Regions from separate parts of the Homo sapiens genome. Here region 1 is linked to region 2. The links are chromatin loops, found by intact Hi-C in ENCODE. Cell type or tissue: heart right ventricle. All regions are shown on one strand.

What was found. Hi-C counts contacts between places; a loop is a spot of excess contacts. Peaks named below come from ENCODE experiments on the same cell type or tissue, not always from the same donor. Only the 100,000 strongest peaks of a DNase experiment are listed, where the experiment ranks them.
Region 1: a loop joins it to region 2, with 2.0 times the contacts of the local background. A loop is called at or near these places in 23 of 110 quality-filtered maps.

What each region holds. Positions count from the first base shown.
Region 1 is chr18:62,770,795-62,778,794 of GRCh38, forward strand. All of the region lies in intron 1 of PHLPP1 (PH domain and leucine rich repeat protein phosphatase 1), which reads left to right. LOC105372160 (a long non-coding RNA gene) reads right to left here and starts at 3,061. Exons shown (of 3, transcript XR_007066397.1): 1 at 3,022-3,061. In heart right ventricle, no CTCF peak of the experiment used is centred here; no DNase peak of the experiment used is centred here.
Region 2 is chr18:62,721,532-62,729,531 of GRCh38, forward strand. All of the region lies in intron 1 of PHLPP1 (PH domain and leucine rich repeat protein phosphatase 1), which reads left to right. Among named protein-coding and RNA genes, the nearest start is that of PHLPP1, 10 kb to the left of the region's middle. In heart right ventricle, no CTCF peak of the experiment used is centred here; no DNase peak of the experiment used is centred here; H3K27ac peaks cover 1,363 bases.

The DNA.
Region 1 (8,000 bases), 49 kb after region 2:
CCAAGTCTGAACACAAAGTTCATTTATGTTTCCTATACACCTTATACACATAGTCTGAAGGTAATTTTATATAATATTTTAAAATAATTTTGTGCATGAAACAAAGATGGTATATACATTGAACCTTTAGAAAGCAAAGATGGTCTGGGCGCGGTGGCTCACGCCTGTAATCCCAACACTTTGGGAGGCCGAGGTGGGTGGATCACCTGAGGTCAGGAGTTTGAGACCAGCCAACATGGTGTAAACCTATCTATACTAAAAATACAAAAATGAACTGGGCATGGTGGCGCACACCTGTAATCCCAGCTACTTGGGAGGCTGAGGCAGGAAAATCGCTTGAACCCGGGAGGTGGAGGTTGCAGTGAGCCGAGATTGCGCCATTGCCCTCCAGCCTGGGCGACAGAGTGAGACTGTCTCAAAAAAAAAAAAAAAAAAAGAAAGCAAAGTTGTCACTATCTCAGCCATCCATGTGGATCATCTGAGGTGGTTTGGCATCACCATTGTTCCTGACTTTGAATGTATATGCTACCATTAAGCAATCATTTTCTTATACTTATTCACACATGAGTTCTTAACAGTGAGAAATATGACATACCATTAATACAGTGAAAAAATAATGTGTTCATGGTAACTAAGCCTGTAAGCAGAAAAGCATCAACAGAATTACCTGTACCATCTGTTAAACAACAGCCCCAATGAACAATGGCAGGTTTTTAGTCTCCACCTATAATGCTGTGTTTTTGTTTAAAAATTCACCCATCCGTACACTGATGATGTTGTGTTTTGATTAAAAGGTTAGTGCACACTGAGCTTTTTTAGGAGAGAAGAAACATCAGAAGCAGTTGAGGGACCAGGAAGTGGGTCCTCTAGTTATGAGGAGGCTTTCTGCTGGTTGGCTTCTAAAAATGTTTCCTCTAGAGTCATCTGCGTCGTTAACACTGGTTTTGATCTTAGACATCTCTCTTTGATTTTAAAAATTGATATGATTGATACCTTCTTCTGTTAAGAATGCACACTACTCTAGGCCTTCAGTAAGCCCATCAGCCATTTTCACCAGTCATCAATAAGCACTTCTTCTGCAGTGTTAACAATGTCCATTGCCTGCTTCTGGCATCTTATTGGCACTCAAAAAGTTTCAGATTTGGGAGCACTTCAGATTTCTGTATTAGGGACATTCAGCCTGTATGATCAGTTTCTTCTTCTTCTTTCTTCTGTCTTCTTCTCCTTTCATCAGAATCTGATGCTAGAGTGCTGTCATCTGTCTCTTTGCATTCATCTTCTGACGTAACTGTGCTGTGTCTCCATTTGTCACTTCTCTTTGCCATTGTGGGCAGAAAATGAAAAATTCTGAATTCTCAACTGTGTTCAGTGAAAGCTAAAAGCAGACTATAAAGTTAGTATGTTTAGTCTGAAACTCTTCTGGAAGGTTATGTAATGTTGTGGGTAATGCAATAAGAAAACTAAAGGATGATAATATAATAGTAATAATTTATTTCATCATTATATCGTATCATGGAAAATAGGATTCCATTTTTCTGTTCTGTTTTCTTTATTTTTTTTAAGCATAATTGGCAATAATTGATGTGTAATAGTGAAATAATTCTTAGGGTGATGAAATAAAGTGTTTTAAGATACAGGAAAAGCGAGATCACTAGGATCCCATAACATATCTTGGGTTGATGAAATGCTCCAGTAGACCCATCTGGCTTGAAAGATAGTGAATTTTATTGTTTTTAAAAAATAATTAAATTTAAATTGGGCATGCTGGCTCATGCCTGTAATCTCAGTACTTGGGGAGGCCGATGTGGGTGGATCGCATGAGGTCAGGAGTTCAAGGCCAGCCTGGCCAACATGGTGAGACCCCCATTTTTACTAAAAATAAAAAAATTAGCTGGGCGTAGTGGCACATGCCTGTAGTACCAGCTACTTGGGGGGCTGAGGGATGAGAATGGCTTGAACCTGGCAGGTGGAGGTTACAGTGAGCTGAGATTGTGCCACTGCACTCCAGCCTGGGCTACTAAGCAAGACTCTTTCTCAAAAAAAAAAAAAAAAAAAGATTTTCTCTTTCTTTTTGTTCTTTGGAAGGTGTCCAAGAAAAAAACAAGTAACAAAATACAATCCTTATATATAGTTAGAACTGCTCAAAAAAGAATTCCTCTCCCACCCCCCCAAAAAAAACTCTAAAATTGAGTACAATGGACCTTTATGGTATGCTGAGGCCCAGTCAAGGTTGTAAGCAGTATGTGATGTTCTTGGAAGCCAAAGGGAAGAGATGAATGTGGGAAGCAACAGGAATGAAAAAGGCTTGGATTTTGTCATGCTGGGAACCCTAGGCTGCTGGAGTTTTGAGAGTCTCCTTATTTAAACTTTAGTTTCTGTGGTACTGCTGAATTGGATCTACTCTAAGATCCCCACCCCACTTAATTTTTTTCTTTTTAACATGTTTCACAGGTTTTAGCTGCTGGAAAACATCAAGCAGTATAATGGGACATTTGTGTTAGCTACAAGTCTCCATAGGTAGAAGGTGGAACGTTGTCAAAGCCCTTCAAAACCTGTAATGTTGTTTGAACTTTGTACTTCATGATTTTTTTTGGAGCTTCCCTATGGCCTTGATATAGTTTACCTTACTTGTCTCCCTGAGATAAAGTAGTGCATTTCAGAGATGGGTGTTGTGAGAACTTTGGCTACATGGAAAGTTTCCTTGTTGTTCGTTTGTGTGTTTTCTTTATTCATACTTCTTTGCCTCCAAAACATGCCAGATTTTTAGGGAGGTTAATTTCCTAAATAAAATTATTTTTGGGGTGAGGGGGATGGGTTCTGTTTGTTTGTTGTTAACCAAAATGTAGTGTATCTCCACCCTAAATGTTGAGGAAGCTCAAATAACTGAAATTTGAAAAGCCATTGCTGATGTTGCTGTGAATTTGGTAGAAAATGACACAACCCTGTCTTAGTTCGTTTAGGCTGCCATTATAAAATATCATAGAATGTGTGGTTTTATAAACAACATAATTGATTTCTCACAATCCTGGAGGCTGGGAAGTCCAAGATCAAGTTGCCGGCAGATTCCTTGTTGATGGAGGCCTGTTTCCTGGCTTATAGTTGGCCATCTTCTCACTGTGTACTCACCTGGCAGGAAAGGCAAGGCAGCTCTCTGGGGCTGCTTTTATGAGGTCACTAATCTCATTCATGAGTGCTTTGCCCTCACAACATCATCACCACCCAAAGGTCTCACTTCTAACACCGTCACATTAGGGGTTAGTATTTTAATACATGTTTTTTTGTGGGTGGGGGCACAAACATTCAGTCTGTGTAGCAGCCTTCTTGTGATATATGTACTGATTCATTGGCTCCTTCATTGGTCTGTTGTCCAAAATCTGGTTAGCTTGGATAGATTTAAGGCCAGGTATAATATGTGGTCCCGGACAGTTTTTTTCTCTTCTTTCCTGATACTGTTCACTGCAGCTGAATTCAGCTATTTTTGCTCCTCTGTGATACTTCCAGATTGTTAGACACGTAGCATGGCATGGGGAAGTGCAAGGAGACTGAAGTCAGATCAGCTTCATTTTGAGCCTTTGTCAGCTGCCAATTGGGTTTTTGACCTTGGGAAGGTCACTTGACCTCTCTGAGCCTTTCGTTTTTCTTCTACAAATGGATTGCAAAGTTGTGATGTCTAAATGTGATGATAACTGTGAAAGGTTTTGACATAGAGGTCATTTAGTAAGTCTTCCTTTGCCCTTGACTGAGCTAATATCATAATGATTCCCATCCCTTCTTTTAAAAGAGGCATTATATACACACTTAAAATTGCAGTAAATTTGAAAGCTGTCTTAAGAATTTGTAGAACCCATTGAGATGATTATTTAAGGTAACAATTTCATCTGTGTTCTTGACTTTCGTTTAGAAACCTTATCCTTTCCTTTTGTGGTGTCAACCTGCCAACATTGTGGGCTCATTCTTTCTGGCTATAAAAGTGTTCAAATGTTTTCTGTGTACAAACAAAACTAATATTTCAGCTCAAATGAATAGCACATGAAATGGGAACAAACAAAAATACCTCTAAAAAAAAAAAGCAAAAAATAAAACCCTTCTTAGTTCTCATTCCTATTTATCAACCTCCTTTTCTCTTGCTTTTATAGCTAATGTCTTAAAAAAAATAACCCATAATCACCATGGTCACTTTAAAAGAATTTCCTTTTATTTCTAAAACTGATTTCAGTCCACCTTCCAACCCTACTACTCTATTGAAACTACATTCCTCAGGTCACAAAAGACCCAATAGCAGAATCTGTGGGACACTAATAAAGCATTCTTTTTTTTCTTGGAGACGGAATCTCATTCTGTCATCCAGGCTGGAGTGCAGTGGCGCCATCTCAGCTCACTGCAGCCTCTGCCTCCCGGGTTCAAGCAATTCTACTGCCTCAGCCTCCTGAGTAGCTGGGATTATAGGCGCCTACCACCACGCCCGGCTAATTTTTTGTATTTTTAGTAGAGACAGGGTTTTTAACATGTTGACCAGCTTGGTCTTGAACTCATGACCTCAGGTGATCCACCCGCCTCGGCCTCCTGAAGTGCTGGGATTCAGGCGTGAGCCACCGCGCCCAGCCCACTAATAAGACATTCCTTTTCTTTACTTGCTATCTTGTTCTCATCAAATCTGTCCCTAGCCATTCTTATTACTTTTGTGCAGACAACTCCCAAAGTTGCATTCAGCTCACATTTATCTTTTCAGGTCTAAACTCATATATTCATTGGCTTTCTTGGCATTACCACAATGTCCCAGTAGAACCACAGTTGAGTGTGACTAAAGGTAAATCCACTTCAGCACGTATTCTTCATGTATTTTTTATCTCGACTAATGACACTATCATTCACCTAGTTGTCCACTTTTAGCTATAATTTATTGAGGTATAATTTATATACAGTAAACTGTCATTTGAAGTATATAATTAGATCAGTTTTGACCTATATCCACCTGTGAAACCACCACCACAGTCAAGATATAAAAGATTTCCGTCATCCCCAGAAGTTTTCTCATGCCACTTTGCAATGTTTATCCTCTATCTACCCTTGACCTAGGGAACCAAGTTCATTATCTACCTTTAGTCACTAGAGATTCGTTTGCATTTCTATAATTTTGTATAAATTGCATAATTTATATAAATTTCATATAAATACAAAATGTTGTATTAGGGTTCTCCAGAAAAAGAGAACCAATAAGATAGCCTATCTATGTCTATACATAGGCATAGATATATATCTATAAAGAGATTTAAAAAAATATATATATAAAGAAGTTTATTTTAAGGAATTGGCTTGCTTATGGGAACTGGTAAGTCCAACAGTTTTAGGGCAAGCTGACAGGCTGGAAACTCATGTTAAGATTCTGTGCTACAGTCTTGAGTTTGAAGTTTGTAGGGCTGGCCAGCAAGCTGGAAACTCAGACAGGAATTGATGTTGTAATTTTGAGTCTAAAATCTGTAGGGCAGGCTGGAAATGTAGACAGGATTTCTATGTTAGTGTATTGAGTCAGAATTCCTCTTCCTCTGGGAAATCTGTTTTTTGTTCTTATTGCCGTCGACTGATTAGATTAGGCCCACCCACATTATAGAGGGAAGTCTACTTAAAGTCAACTGAGTGTAGTTAATCACATTTATAAAATATTTTCACAGCAACACCTACTGTATCTTAGCCAAGTTGACATACAAAATTGAGCCATCACTTACTCTTTTTGCATCTGCTCACTTGTACTCAGTAGAATGACTTTGAGATTCACCCATGTTGTATTCAGTAGTTCATTCCTTTTTATTGCTGAGTGTTTTTTTTTTTTTTTTCTGGGACGGAGTCTCACTCTGTGGCCCAGGCTGAAGTGCAGTGGTGTGATCTCAGCTCATTGCAACCTCTGCCTCCTGGGTTCAAGTGATTCTCCTGCCTCAGCCTCCCAAGTAGCTGGGATTACAGGTACCCGCCACCACACCCGGCTAATTTTTGTATTTTTAGTAGAGACGGGGTTTCACCATGTTGGCCGGGATGGTCTCAATATCCTGACCTTGTGATCCACCTGCCTCCGCCTCCCAAAGTGTTGGGATTACAGGCGTGAGCCACCATGCCCAGCCTGCTGACTGGTATTGTATTGTATGAATACATGACAGTTTGTTTAGTCATTCTCCTATTGATGGACACTTGGGCTATTTCTAGTTTTTGGCTAATATGAACAATGTGTTATGAACATTGGTGTTACAAGAGTTTCTGTGAACATGTTTTCATTTTTGGGGGGTAAATATTTAGCAACCCAATGGTAGATGTTCGTTTAATTTTAAAGGAAACTGCCAAACCATTTTCCAAAGTGTTTATACCATTTTGCATTTTCACTAGCAGTGTTTGAAAGTTCCAAATGCTCTACATTCTCTGCAGTATTTGGTGTTAATCTTTTAAATTTGAGCCATTCTAATGAGCTTGTAGTGGTATCTTATTGTAGCTTAAATTTGCATTTCTTTGATGGTGAATGATTTTGAGCATCTTTCCATGTGCCATTCAGATATCTTCATTTATGAGATGTGAGTTTAGATCTTTTGCCCATTTTTCTTATTGGGTTGTTATTGAGTTGTGAAAGTTCTTTTTATATGCTGGATATTAGTCCTTGTTAGGTATATGTATGTATTGAAAAATATTTTATCCTATTCTGTGGTTTCTTATATTCTTATTTATATTATATATTTTATTATATATTTCTTACATATTATCTAAAGGGTGTTGTTTTGAAAAGCAGAAGTTAAAATTTTTTTAAAGCCTAATTTGTGAGGTGTTTTTTGCCTACTGTAAAGTCACAAAGATTTTTCTTGAGTTTTCTTCTAGAAGCTCTGTAGTTTTAAGTCTGTGATCCATTTTTGACTTTACCTTTTCCGTCACTGTCTATATTTGGATATCACTTGTAATAGATTTCTGTTTTAGAAAGGACTCATCCCCTTCCCCCAACCAGTAAGGACTCTCTTTTAGAATATTTTTGTTAAAGTGCTCGTTGTTTTTGTCTCTCACATTAAAACACCCTTCTCATTGGTGTCCTGCATATCATGTCTGCCTTCTCCAATCTATTTCCATAATGCCATAATGTCATAGGTTATTACTTTAAAATTACTCCAATCATTCGTGTTACTACCCTGCTGAAAAATCCTCAATAACTGTCAATTTCCCAAGAGTTGCCTAAATCTAGGTGATGTCACTTGTTGGAATCTCCATGTCATACCATATGACAAGGAGAGAGTGAATCAGCCAGTTTTCTATGTAAAGAATTAATCAATCCCTAACTTGGAGGACTTAGCCATAACTTCTGTTATTATATTTACTGCATTCTATTGTCATTATTTTGTTAGATTGAACTCTTTTTAATGTATTACCTTTGATATTCTTCCCAGCACCTCCTAGACCATTGTGATACAGGAGACTTTTTTTGAGGGAATAGTTGAGGAACCTTGGCAGTTAAAAAGACAGCGCTGGAAATCATTGACTTGAAGGGCAGACTGGGCAGCCAGTAAATTTTGGGTGCTATGTTGTTTTTAAAAATCATTTTATACTTAGAGGGGCTAACTTAAAGAGAATAATCTGGAAGACTAAATATAGCCTTTAGTTTAATTAGGAAATAGCTTCTGTTGAACCGGCAGTGAAGATGTGATGAGGAGAATGGTAAGAGTAAATTCATTATTTATTCTTTTGGTAGGAATAAATTCATTATTCTGAACTCCCTCTGACTTATTGTATACCGTGCTTATTCCATCAGGGCCTTGCTGTTGTTTTGCTCAGAGACATAGCTATTTAAGTGTAAGATTACATATTTTTAGAAATAATACAAGCGTGTGTTCAAATTAAGTTTATTCTTTAGAGGGTTTTTTTAAATGAAAGTAGAGCTCCAAAAAACACCTTGTAAAACTTCTATTACTGCTATTCTAAGGTAGTATACAGGCTAAGTATCCAGGAGATAGAATAATTTAGTCTGTGGAGTAACTGTT
Region 2 (8,000 bases):
TGCTTAAACTTATTATTAAAAAATCGAGTTGTCTTTTAATGATGCTTTCTTGATGTTATTGTGCTCTTGTATAATTTTTATAATTCATGTTATATAGTGCTAGAGATAGTAAGTTCTTCTCCTTGAATTTCATAGTTATTCCTAAATTCGTGTGTCTTTTGTACTCATTGAAGTAATTGTAGGGGCAGGAGATGAGTGTAAATGAATTTGTGTAAAGTTTTAGGTTGAAAGTTTTATCTTTTGGTTGCTATAAGATTATCAAATCACCCACCTTAAATGATTGATATATACAAAGATAAGTTATTTTTTAAGTGTAAAATGTTTTTGTTGTTTCTCATTCTCTTCTTAGAATCCTGAAATTAGCTTTTCATTTACTGGTAACATAACATTCACTGACATTGTATGTGATCTAAGCCTAGTATAGTCCTTGGCATTTTAGTTTAACATTTGTTGAATTTAATTTGTGGAATTTTGTTAAGCAGCTGGTGGTGTGTGCCCTGATTTTTCAGCTTCCATCCTGTTTGGGTCCCCAGGGATGTGTTAAACACACATACACACAGCGGCATTTCTCCCATGGCAGGAGATTTTAGATGTGCTACATACTATTAATATCTTCTATTTCACGTGAGTGAACTCTGGATTTTGAGAGAATAGCTCTCTCTGAAAGTTTTCTTAGAGTTAACAGGTTTCTCCCAACTTTTCAAAGGCATCTCGTACTTAATTTTGCAGTGAATTTAATGAGACATCTGTCAAATGAGGCATCTTAGATTTAATGATTTTGTTATGTGCCAGGGTTTAACATAATTCAGTCTATCTGGACTGGAGAAGGGTTTGATTGTACTGTGAAAGTCCAGAGATCCTGAAGCCGCTCAATAGAAAAACGATTCCTTTAAAGACGCCTGACATTTTGAAAAAGAGAAAGAGATGTTATCAAAATGTCTAAAACAGCCTGGGAAAATGAAGTCTTTTTTTTTCTTTAAAGTTCCACCTTCTAAACCCATTCCATCCCTTTAATCACATGCATCTGGTGGAACACTGGTAATGAGGGGTTTTGAATCTGGCCTGACGTCACTGTGATTCTACGGCAAACCCTTTTTTATACTTACCTTTGGCTTTCTAAAGATAATATAATTAAACAAAATCCACCATATGAATTCATTAGATATATTAGATATTTATAACCTAAGGCTGTATGACTGACTGGATTTGTATGAAACTTCAACTCCAGAAACTTATGATAAATTGAAACTCAAGTACTTAGGAAGAATAGACTTTAATGATACTTTGATTAAAAGATGTTAGTATATTTAGGTAACTGTGAAATAGCAACTCTTTGAAGATGTGTGATATTATGCTTTTTATCAAGCATAATAACAGTTACTGGATTAATGAAGTGTTGTTATTCTTTGACTTTAGAGTTGGAATGGTTTTGTTGTGTTACCATGACTTGGCCTCATATACTTTTTGGTATGTTAGGTGAAACAAGGCATAACCATTTTGTAATGCCACATGCATACTGAAGTAATTTTTTTCCCTGTTGTATTTTTTACATTTGAGATTTTTATACATCGTAAAGTGTGTTTAACAATAAAGTGTCTTGTGGAGGTGTAAGCCTAGTGGCCTCTGAGTTTGTGACCTAGAAGTTAATAATGAAAACTCCATAAAATACTTTGTTTGGAGGTTGCACATATTGTATGATTTTGGAGATATCAATACTTTAGAAAAACACAAGCAAAAAACATCCAGAATTTTGGCATATTTTTTTCTAACTGGAGCTTGGCTAAAAGTAAATTAGCCTTGCTTCTAGTTTGTGAAAGCATTCAGTTGAAGACTGATGAAATTTGAAATATTTGGTTTTGGACCATTTCAATAATGAGTGAAATCTAATTAGAAAGTGAAGTTAGAGAGAATTTGAATTGGTTGTAATTTTTTTAAAGGGTTTTTCTCACATTCTGTTTAAGCAGGAAGAGATTTGTATTTGTTGCTCTCTATTTCTTCTGAATCAGACATCTGAGGAAGAGCAGGTGGAGAATGAATCTTTTCATATACCTGCCTCAGTTAATAATGTGTTAGAGTGTTTGGGCTTTCTTTTCAAATACCAGGCATGTTTTTAAATACAGCAAGAGCTTGGCTGGTGTGTTGGGGGTGGGGGTTGGGTCAAAGTCACTCTCCTCTTCAAAAACAGAACTTTGGGAAACAATTTTTTCCTTTTATCTCACACTGTGAGAGAAAATGTACTGCTTTTTAGAGAAAGTAGTCTGAGAGTTGGGAAACTTGGCATGACTTTGGGCATTCATTTTAACCTACCCTGGGCTTTGATTTCCTCATTTGTAAGACGATGGGGTTGGAGTAGAGCGAGTCCAAGATCTCTTCCAACTCGTAACATTCTGAGGCTTCATTAGAGAGCCTGTTTTTTTTGAAGGGCTTTGAAAGTTGTAGTTGTTTTAAGTTCTGTAAGACATGGCTATGGGCTTAAAACTGTCAAATCCCCTGCCTTTTCTTATGGACTTGGACCTAATGTACACAAGTCAGCTGGAGGTTGCCAACCAAACAAAGCAGACCTCCTCTTTGGTGTAGATTAGGACAAGAATCGATGTTTGATTACCCCGTTCCCTGTCATTCCTACTCCTGAAGTAAAATTCAGCATGCCAGAGATGAGTATAAAGTACATCCTCTTTTAAGTTAAAGTGAAATTCTTAAATTAACTTAGCAAGATGCCTTCATAGTCTAGTTCATCAAGTTTACTCTAATAACTGTATTAGAGGGATACAAATGTGTAAAATTTGCTGGCTAGTTAGCTTTATTTATGGTGAGCTGTGTGCTTGCCTACCGGTGCTTAGAGTCAGTAGGAGAAAAAACATTTTAAGAAAATGGATTTTTTGCACTGTTACTTTGGACAGGTAATAGAATTTAGGATGTTGTAGAGATAATTTAGTCCAACATCTGTATTTTTATAGATGAGAAAAGTAAACCTGTGAGGTAAAGAATCTGGTCCAGAATCATTGGTTAAGTCAGTTACAGAGTTAGGACCACCACCTAGGATTTTGATGATCTGTCCAGTGTTCTTTTTTTCCCACACTGTGAATGTGTAATACTTACTGTCTTTGGTGGTTCTTTATATTAATACTATTAAAAATGAAAGTTAAAGAAATTGTGTGCTTTACACAGTTAGTCGTTTCTCTATTCAAGGTTTTTTCCTAGTTCTTTTCATTCTAATCAGTGCTTTTGAGGGGTTGCATATCACTTTGACAGATTGTAAGAAAGGAACTTCTGATGGAACAGGTGGGTATTTTAATTGCAGAGAGAGAAATTAGATTTCATCAGTGATGTTACCTTTGTGGGATGCATGATAGAACTATTGACAGTTGGCAGAGAAGAGGTACAGTGTTAGAAAATCAATGTTCTTAGTTCATTCAGTACTTTGAAGGTGAAATTGTTAAAAGAATAAAAGTGTTAGAAAAAAATCATTGAATTAAAAAAATAATTTGGGAGAAAAATTTAAGCATGAATTTTGAAAAAAATTTCCCTTTAAATATGTGTGTGTTGGCTGTGTGCGGTGGCTCACACCTGTAATCCCAGCACTTTGGGAGGCTGAGTCGGGCAGATCACCTGAGGTCAGGAGTTCGAGACCAGCCTGGCTAACATGGTGAAACCCTGTCTCTACTAAAAATACAAAAAATTAGCTGGGCCTAGTGGCGCACGCCTGTAATTCCAGCTACTCCAGAGGCTGGGGCAGGAGAATCGCTTGAACCCGGGAGGCAGAGGTTGCAGTGAGCCAACATTGCACCACTGCATTCCCGTCTGGGTGGCAGAGCAAAACTCAGTCTCAAAAAAAAAAAAAAATAATAAATAAAAAAATAAATATGTATGTATTAAAAAGATTCAACATTATCTTCTTTGAATTATTTTTAAAAAGATGTGTCAAAATTAATTGCAACTTAGCTTATTTTTCAGGTACATGTACGCAGTTCTACCTTTCTGTGACATAATTGAAACAACTTGTTCAGTATCTTTGGGCTTTTGTTGTGTGCTGATTTGGAAGTCTTTATCAGAAATATGCCATTGCTTTGAATACTTTCTCTCTCTCTTTCTGTCTCTTAAAAAAAGAGAGAGAGAGAGAGAAAGAAATATCCTGCTCTCATTAGCAAAAAGATAGTTTGTGAACTGTGGAAACAAATATTTCCAGCTAATTTTAGGGTATGACAGATTTCCTTTTATGCTAGATTTCATTTTAATTTAATTATTTATCTTAAGCAAAAGCTTTAGCTTCCTTTCTATGAGAGTTAGCCTACTAAGTCAATTAATTCCCCAAAGATTACTGTTCAATTTTAAATGAGTAAAGGAACTTTTAAAAAAATGCGTAAGTACACAAGGGTAAAAATATATTGCATCTGTCATATTGAGTATCCCAGATGCGGAAGCAGAGGAAAAATTTCTCTTGATGGTCTCTTAGAGAGGTGGTATGGCTGGGGTGCAGCTGACATTCAGTTTTAAGTAACAAGGAACTCTCGTGTATAAACACTGCTATAGTTGGCAAACTTATTCTTCCTTATGCACACACACACTATATATATGTATGTGTATATACACACACACACACACACACGCATGTTCTCCATTGAGTGTGGAGGTAGGATATGATGAGAGGTAGTAGTTGTATTTATGGATGGGAGGGGGTGAGTAGGGTAACTGATCCTGGGGAAAAAAATCTCAATTTAAAAAAATTTGCAGTTAATTTTGTTGAACATTAATTGGTAACTCATTGTGACTTGTTCATATCCCTTGCCTGCTTTTTTTTTTTGGGGGGGTTGGATGTTTGCTTTTTTCTTACTAATTTCTTTGGGAGTTACATAGAGAAGCTAGTTTTGTTTACTAAGTCACTTATATTTTCTTTATCTGTTCACTTTTATATCAGTCTTTTCCTCTAGGTTTTCAGGGTCTGTGTCATGCTTAGGAATATCTCTTCTACTCCAGGATTTTAAAAATTTTCTAGTACTTGTAGTATTTTATCATTTTCTTTTCTTTTCTTTCCTTTTCTGTTCTGTTCTGTTCTTTTTTTTTTTTTTTTTTTTTATGGAGTCTTGCTCTGTCACCCAGGCTGGAGTGCAGTGGTGTGATCTCGGCTCACTACAACCTCTGCCTCCCGGGTTCATGCGATTCTCCTGCCTCAGCCTCCTGAGTAGCTGGGATTACAGGCGCCTGCCACCACGCTCAGCTAACTTTTGTATTTTTAGTAGAGATGGGGTTTTGCCATGTTGGCCATGCTGGTCTTGAACTCCTGAGCTCAGGTGATCCATCTGCCTTGGCCTCCCAAAGTTCTGGGATTACAGGCGTGACCCACCATGCCCGGCCAGTATTTTATAGTTTTCTATGCATAAAAATTTGATGTATCATCATTTAAGATAGGAAGGAGAGGCCGGGTGCGGTGGCTCACACCTGTAATCCCAGCACTTTGGGAGGCCGAGGTAGGTGGATCACCTGAGGCCAGGAATTCAAGACCAACCTGACCAACATGGTGAAACCCCATCTCTACTAAAAATACAAAAATTAGCTGGGCATGGTGGCAGGCACCTGTAATCCCAGCTACTCGGGAGGCTGAGTCAGAAGAATCACTTGAACCTGGGAGGTGAAGGTTGCAGTGAGCCGAGATCAAGCCATTGCACTCCAGCCTGGGTGACAGAGTGATACTCTGTCTCAAAAAAAAAAAAAAAAAGGGAAGGAGGAAAAATAACAAATTGTTCGCACATTTTAATTGAATAACTGTGTTCTTTCTTCACTGATTTAAAATGCCCCTTTTGGCAGGTATGTGGCACATGCCTGTATTTCCCACACTTTGGGAGGCCAAGGCAGGAGAATCATTTGTGCTGAGGAGTTCGAGACCAGCCTTGGCAACATAGTGAGACCCATTCTCTACAAAATAATAATAATAAAAAAAATTAGATGGGCATGGTAGCATGCTTGTAGTCCTAGCTACTTGGGAAGCTGAGGTGGGAAGATATTCTTGAGTCCAGGAGTTCGAGGCTGCTGTGAGCCATGGTCATGCCACTGCACTCCAGCTTGGGTGACAGAGCGAGACCCTGTCTCAAAAAAAAAAAAAAAAAAGCACTTTTCTCCAGAGTTTATGCCATTTTTGCTTGTCTGTTTTAACTGGCAGGCTGGGGATTAAAATCTACAATATGGAGTAATGTAAGTTTAGGGTAGGTATTAGGGTTTGTTGAGGGACAGTAGGGAGAAAGGGAAGGCTCTTTAGCCTTACCACTGCATTTCTTTTTGATGCCCCAATTTCCCACGCCATCGTCACTTTTAGGATGGCAGCTTATGTGCTTCTGGATATGGACTTATCAGGATACTCCTTTCCTGTGGATTCTGTATCATCTCTAAGTGGCTTGGATGGGAAGGGGAGGGGGGCTGGAATATAAAATATTGCTTCTATGTGTATTTTTCACCCTTTACGTATTAGAGATAATTTTTTAGGCCAGGTGCGGTGGCTCACGCGTGTAATCCTAGCACTTTGGGAGGCTGAGGCAGGCGGGCGGGCAGATCACCTGATGTCAGGAGCTTGAGACCAGCCTGGCCAACATGGTGAAACCTCGTCTCTACTAAAAATACAAAAATTAGCTGGACGTGGTGGTGCATCCCTGTAATCCCAGCTACTCGGGAGGCTGAGGCAGAAGAATCACTTGAGTCCAGGAGGCAGAAATTGTAGTGAGCCGAGATGGTGCCACTGCACTCCAGCCTGGGCAATGGAGTGAGACTGACTCAAAAAAAAAAAAAATATTTTTTTTAAAGAAGTGACATAAAGCATTGATTTCTGTTTTCTGAATTTGAGCTCTTTGACTAATTTATTTTGCATTAGGCAGCAGTCTCAGCTGTTTATACTGTTCAGATTCACTGAACTTTTTTCACCTTCTGGAGAAATTCTGGGGGCTACCCCTTAAAGGTCATTGTGAAGCACATATGGCTTATCTTTATCTTTTTTTTTTTTTTTTTGAGACAGTGTCTCACTCTGCCACCCAGGCAGGAGTGCAGTGGCGCGATCTTGGTTCACTGCAACCTCTGCCTCCCAGGTTCAAGTGATTCTCCTGTCTTGCCTCAGCCTCCCATGTAGCTGGGATTACAGGTACACACCACTACACCTGGGTACTTTTTGTATTTTCAGTAGAGACGGTGTTTCACCATGTTAGCCAGGCTGGTCTCAAACTCCTGACTTCGTGATCTGCCCGCCTCGGCCTCCCAAAGTGCTGGGATTACAGGCATGAGCCACTGCGCCTGGCCTGGTTTATCTTTTAATTTTAAAAAAGGAAGGCTAACATGCCTATTGAAATTAGTAGACTCTGCCAGTGGTGCCTTGAGTTTTTTTTTTGGCTAGCCTGAGAAGGGGGTTCCATGTGTTGTCTTGAACTGATGACAGTTCTTGATTACAGGAATAATAATTTGAAATAGCTCTAACTTGAGATAGAACTCTGTGATCCTGCGACCAGTGTTCTAATCGTACCCATGGTACGTTAGTGCTGTTGAGTCAGTTAATTCCCAGAAAAAATGAAGTGTTTTTTTTAGTGGGAATGGGGGAGGGAAAAGGAACACATTCCAAATATAGAAAAGTCAAATTAGAACATCTGCCATCTTTGGCAAACGGGCTTTCATGGTCTATTGACCAATTCTTAGTTATTATATAAATGACTGCAAGACACAAATGGTACTGCTGTTGGGTTTGGTGGCTTTATAAGATTCTGTGTGTTGGACAACTAGGTTTCTCTTCTGTAGGCTTTTAGTTGTGTTGCAGAAGTTCCAAATCACCTTTGCTGTAGTTGACTATAGGCTTTTTAATACATGAACACTTAAGGAGAAAATCTCCGGACCCATTGCTGTAAAATACTAAATGAAGCTGGGCGTGGTGGCTCATGCCTGTAATCCCAGCACTTTGGGAGGCTGAAGCGGGCAGATCACTTGAGGTCAGGAGTTCGAGACCCTGTCCCTACTAAAAATACAAAAAATTAGCC